Regions from separate parts of the Homo sapiens genome. Here region 2 is linked to region 1. Evidence: read pairs that join two places in POLR2A ChIA-PET (ENCODE). Cell type or tissue: Panc1. All regions are shown on one strand. Links, peaks and the distances in the headings refer to the core of each region. The heading gives the core; the rest is flanking DNA. Region 1 overlaps ERMARD (ER membrane associated RNA degradation). Region 2 overlaps C6orf120 (chromosome 6 open reading frame 120).

Evidence for each region. Peaks named below come from ENCODE experiments on the same cell type or tissue, not always from the same donor. Only the 100,000 strongest peaks of a DNase experiment are listed, where the experiment ranks them.
Region 2: POLR2A ChIA-PET joins it to region 1 with 5 read pairs; 25 of 35 experiments call an interaction of 5 or more read pairs at or near these places.

Annotation. Positions count from the first base shown.
Region 1 is chr6:169,763,386-169,766,311 of GRCh38, reverse strand. All of the region lies in intron 9 of ERMARD (ER membrane associated RNA degradation), which reads right to left. Among named protein-coding and RNA genes, the nearest start is that of ERMARD, 13 kb to the right of the region's middle. In Panc1, for the core only: no CTCF peak of the experiment used is centred there; no DNase peak of the experiment used is centred there.
Region 2 is chr6:169,705,454-169,708,379 of GRCh38, reverse strand. It overlaps C6orf120 (chromosome 6 open reading frame 120), which reads right to left. Exons shown (of 1, transcript NM_001029863.3): 1 at 2,020-2,926. PHF10 (PHD finger protein 10) reads left to right here. Exons shown (of 12, transcript NM_018288.4): 10 at 2,656-2,764. Among named protein-coding and RNA genes, the nearest start is that of C6orf120, 4.8 kb to the right of the region's middle. In Panc1, for the core only: no CTCF peak of the experiment used is centred there; no DNase peak of the experiment used is centred there; H3K27ac peaks cover 375 bases.

The DNA of each region.
Region 1 (2,926 bases), core at 165-2,664:
GGTATTTGTGCACAAGGGAGCACAGCTTCCTATTTTCTCCAATGAATAGCCTTGTCTGTTTTTATTTTATTTCATGCACGCTGCTTCTCAGCATCATCGGCACGGCCTACAGACATGTGCTGTCCTGAGTTCTGATCCCAACTGCAACATTTTCTAGACATGAAACCTACAGGCAACCGATTGAACTCCACAGATGCAGGTTTTCTCTGCAAAAGGAGAAGTTAAGAATGCCTATCTCAAAAGGCTTTTGGGGACTTCAGTGAGATTTGACAGACAGCATGACGAAATCACTTCAGTGAGATTTGACAGACAGCATGACGAAATCACTTCAGTGAGATTTGACAGACAGCGTGACGAAATCACTTCAGTGAGATTTGACAGACAGCGTGACGAAATCACTTCAGTGAGATTTGACAGACAGCCTGATGAAATCACTTCAGTGAGATTTGACAGCATGAGGATTGGCTGCACGGTGGCACGCTCCATCACTGTAGGGCCATGCGGTGTGATGTGATGAAATCAGGATTTTGTGTAAGCTAGCTCTCAAGAAATGTTTTTTGATTTATTAATGTTTAATAATAAATGTTTAATAATCTATTTTAAATTTCATATTGCCAATATTCTTCAACATTACTACACAGATGACTCTAAAATCTGTTATCTTTAGCTCTGAAATCTGTATTGCTAGCCCTAAAATTCCCTCTGAGTTCTAAATATCCAACGTCTACCACATATTCCCACTTTCTCCAAAAAGCAGAATTTTTCATTTACCTACATCAACTACACACATTAGCTTCTACTTTGTTTTACAGAGTTAGTATAAATGCCTTCTCACTCTCCCATGATAAATAAGCTTCTGAAGTCAGAAAATCTCACTCATATTCATATCTTCCACTGGTCCTGAAGAAACCTCATGACACAAAAGTAATCAGTAAATAATAACAGCATCTGCAGTGTCTTATTAAGTTTTATAAAATATCTTCATATATGTACTGCCTTAAAAACTGATCCTGTTTATTCTGGGTGAAAGCCTGTGCTAATAATATATTCTTTGATAGATTATATCCTCTGTGGAAACAGCCATGTTATTTATTTATGAAGTCAAATGACAAGTAAATATCCAAATTTATTTGCACCGCATGGCCCTACAGTGATGGTGCGTGCCACCGTGCAGCCAATCCCCATGCAGGTATCATGAAGCAAGGGCTCTAATGGGTGGGGCCCAGCTCTTTCCTGAAGCTTCGCTCCACACCGCGCTGAGTGGCCTACATGGAAGGCACTGGGCATGGGCAGCAGGCGACAGCAACGTGTAGGCCTGCCTCAGAGAACCCGCAGAGACCTCTGCAGAAATGCACACGAGTAAGGCAAAGCAGGACTGCCTCCAAGATGAGACAGAAACAGAACACAGAGAAAAGCAGCCTCCACCTTTGAGTAGATGAGCCTCTGGAAGGTCGCTTTTGTGGCCACAGCCCCTGACCTGGAGCGGAAAATCTGGGGGTGAGGAACAAAGTAAGAGGAAAGACAAGCAAGTTCTGGAGCTGACAAGAAGCCTAAATTTCACTGAGGTATCCAAACAGGGAACACACCAAAGAGGAGGGCAGGGTTAGAACCCGAGGCCTTGCTGCCACGTGAAGAGGATGAACTCCATCTGGCAGGCAGCAGGACATCATCGAGGAGGTTAAACAAATGAAAAAAAACCATAAATAACGTAAGAATATCAGCTTAGAAAATAATCAGTGGGGCCACGTATGGTGGCTCACACCTGCAATCCCAAAACTTTGGAAGGCTGAGGCAGAAGGATGACTTATGCCCAGGAGTTCAAGATCAGCCTGGTCAACATGGCAAGACTCTGTCTCTACAAGGAAAAAAAAAATGTAAAAATGAGCCAGGTGTAGTAGCACACATCTATGGTCCCAGTTACTCGGGGGGCGGAGGTGGGAGGATCGCTTGAGCCCGGGGATTGAGGCTGCAGTGAGCTATGACTGCACCACCGCACTTCAGCCTGGGTGACAAAGCAAGACCCTGCCTCAAAAAAAAAAACCAAAAAAAAAAAACTAACTAAAAAAAAGAATCAGCAGGACTGTGAGAATGAAATTTGAGAAGGAGGAAGAATCGTGAGATGAGCTCGGGTGGGCCGAGGAGCCAGGCGGGGGGCTTCTCAGTTTGGACAGGAAGAGCACAAGGTCAGCTGGGTGGAAACCACCGGCTGTGCTGGCCACTGAGTGGACACGGGAGGTGTTGGGGAAACACGAGACGCTGCTGGAGTCTGCAGCTGGTGAGGCTGAGATGACAGAGGGAGCGTCAGAGGACAAATCTGTGGGAAACAACGCCTTTCTGAAAGAAGATAAATGTGAGGTGCTGAGGAAAACTCACATGAAGATATTTAGTGAACATAAGCAGGTCTAACTGCAGAGATCAGATGGGGGTCAGTGAGAAGCAACACTGGGGAGCCCGGCTCCGGGGCCGTAAGCTGCCCTCGCAGCACTGCTTTTGCTGGGTCCAAAACTTCCATGTGTTGGGTTTCATTTTCACTGGGTTCAAAGTATTTTCTAATTGTTGTTCCCCCAGAGATGAAAATGTAAGGCAGAGAATTGTATGAGATCTCCCAGGGAGAGGAAACAGAGGATGGGGTTGACGGCAGAGCATTGAGGAATGCCTACAAAGAGGGGCAAAAAGCAAAAGCCAAGCTAGAGAAAGAGACGAGAATCCGAGGTGTGGAGCGGCTGCACCTGCCCTCCCTCCACAACAGATCGTCCCGTGGGAAGCTGGGCACTTGGCCATCCAGGAACGCTTCCATGCCTCCCTGGCAGCAAGTGCGACTAAGCCCTGGCCCAAGGCCTGTGCTACCTCCAGGAAGTGTCCTTAGAGAGGGGCATGCACCAATCTTTGCTCTTCCTGCTGGCTGGAAAGCAGATGTGATGGCTGA
Region 2 (2,926 bases), core at 234-2,733, 58 kb after region 1:
CTTTGCTTAATAAGATTCACTAGTGCTTGCCCTTAATTCATAGAACAGTATTGTTTAGGTTACATTAACCTGAAATTTAAAGCATAATTATTAGGATTCCGGCCTATAAATACAATAATTAAAATCTATACTATATTATTGCTACCATGAAAGTCTTATCTTTGGCTGTTTTTCAAGTAGAAAAGTAAGTGTACTGTGAGCCTTTTATTTGAGATGCTGAGAGCTATTAGGATGAGTATTTCAGTTTTCTTGTCAATAGTGATACTCTGATGATGTTGCAGTTATTTGAAGTAGAACTGATTGTCTAAACCAGACACACATAGGAGTGTGCTCCATTGGTCTTGTGGAGAGTGCTGCACATTAACCCCTCCCTCAACTGTGCAATCCACTTGAGACTGGCTTCTCTAAGCCACAGTTGTTATCTGCTGTGTAAAGTCCTGGATGCCAGCACTGTGGCTTCTTAGAGAGGGCAGATGCTTTGTATATCGAGCTGCAGCATTCATCGTAGAAAATGCTACAAAGCTGTCTCTCTTCCCCTTCTCTCATGTTTCCCTCTTTTCATCAAGATGAAGGCTGTTGGGTAAGAAAAACTAAGTGATTTAACAAATCATTATGATTTAAACTTAGAAATAAACCTAGAATTTTTTGGTGTCCCTTTTATCATAGGTGTTTAATGTATATTTTAATGATTGTAGAACTTGAATTGCTCTAGAATGTGAATGACTACCCTTGTGTTTTACTCCTTTTGGCTTTTGTTTTGTAAAGAATCTCCTGTGAGGAGTTCTGTTTTTAGAATTTAATATTGTTTGGTTACTTCCCTGACTTTAGTGAAAGATATTAGAGTATTTACTATGCCAGTATCTAACTTAAACTATTAGTATTAAATAAGTATATCTTTTACATTTAGTACAGGTACCATAACCAAGAGATTTCTTAGTTTTGATGGATTAAGAGAGAGCATTCTGCTGTATATTATGGCAGGTACAGATATGATCATAACTGAACCAGAATTTGGATTATAGAAGTGCACTTCCTAGCTGTTTTTTATTTAGGTATAGGAACACACAATGAGAACCTTATGTTTAGAATGTAGCAGTAACAACAGAGGGTAACTACACTGCAAGACTTAAATGGTTTGAGCATGTGACACTATCCTTTTGTTGGGGGGAGCAGGGTATAAAAATATACATACAGGAGATTAGTTTAATAGTAAAGTTTTATATGTATGTTTAACTTCCATGATATTTATTATTTTGTAGAGACATTTGTGATTGTTTAGAGTTCTTGTTTTTATTCTATTTATGTATAAGGTTGACTTTTTTTAAATAAATAAGCCAAAAATTCTTTTTGAATGCCTCTGTCATCTTTTGCAAAGAAAGATAATTTAAAAAGTACAAAACTTAAGAACAAATTGTTTAGGTCTAACAGGTTATGAAGGTGGCAGTGAGACATTTCAAAGCTGGAATATATACAACGTTTGAGTTTTGTTTAGGTTCCTCTTTGGTTCAGTAAATTAGGAAAGGGATGCATTTGGCAGGGTGGGAATAAAGCAGAAATGAAACAATTCTACTTAAAATAATTATTTTCCCAGTTCATCTACGTGTGTGTGTGTGTGTGTGTGTGTGTGTGTGTGTGTGTGTGTGTGTGTGTGTATGTATGTATGTATGTCCCCTTACCCCATTTCATTCTTGGCCCATGCTTGCTCTTCCTTTTTTACCACTGTTATTTACTTATTTCTATAGCATGAGTGAACGTCATTTTGTAACAGTCAAGACCGTGACGTTCGGATGCCCTCCCTCCCCTGGTAATTTTAAGTGCAGTGAACCCTTTTTCCTTTGTCATTTCCATGTGTAACCAAATATGTCTAAAATTCAGACACCTTCACTGGACCATGCATGTTTTTAATCTGAAAGATCAGTAGTACTCAGAGTGTTCGTGTATTTTTTAAGTGACTGCAATTTTTTTTTGCTTGTCTGAAAACTTATTTTTCCCTTTTATAATTTTACATTTTATAGTGAATCTTTCTAAGTATAGATTCTTTTATTAGACATGCAAAGAGAATAATCACACAACTAAGTTTTCCACAAACGTTTATGTACACGCCAATGTATGCATGAGACATCTTTCAATTAAAAATGTTTAAACTGATTTTTTTTTAAATACCACTATACCAATGAGGATAAGCTGATTTTTTAACTTAGATTTTATAGCTCTAGTTTTGCAGTTTTGGAAAATAGCAGGTTTTAAACAAAATTAATATATGAGCTATTTAAAATGGTCTTTTTAGAGTAAGTCTTACACATAATGGTCATTTGCTACTTGGATTTTCTTGTCCAATTAATAGTGACATTTGACATTGTATTTAGTCTTTCCTTCCATTCATTAAACAAATCTTACTGTGCATGTAGGGAGTATAGAATGCTACATTTAATCTTACGAGATCATGCTGTTTACCAAATTTTATGATGAAATTAATGCTTTCTTCAGTAGGCAGTCTTACATTGTAGGCAGACTCCTGTCAAGTTTTGTCTTTCAAAATGGTCCTCATTAGCAAGTTACCAAAAGTAAAAATAGGGCAATAAAGTAACAGAATTCCTTTTAAACCCATAGTAAGCTCTTCTGGCATGAATTTATAGCCCTCTTCTACCCTTCCAGCCAAAGGTCATTCCAAATGCTATATGTGGAATTTGTCTGAAGGGTAAGGAGTCCAACAAGAAAGGAAAGGCTGAATCACTTATACACTGCTCCCAATGTGAGAATAGTGGTAAGTATTGAAATGTCTTTTTAAAATTTTAACCACCGTATTTATTGGTTCAAAAACTAGAATTTATAGTTTCAGGCAGATTTCAACCAAAGAGTCACCAAATTAAATACACAGGGTAGCTTGTGAGGCATAGACACAGCCCATGTGTTTTCCTCTACATTG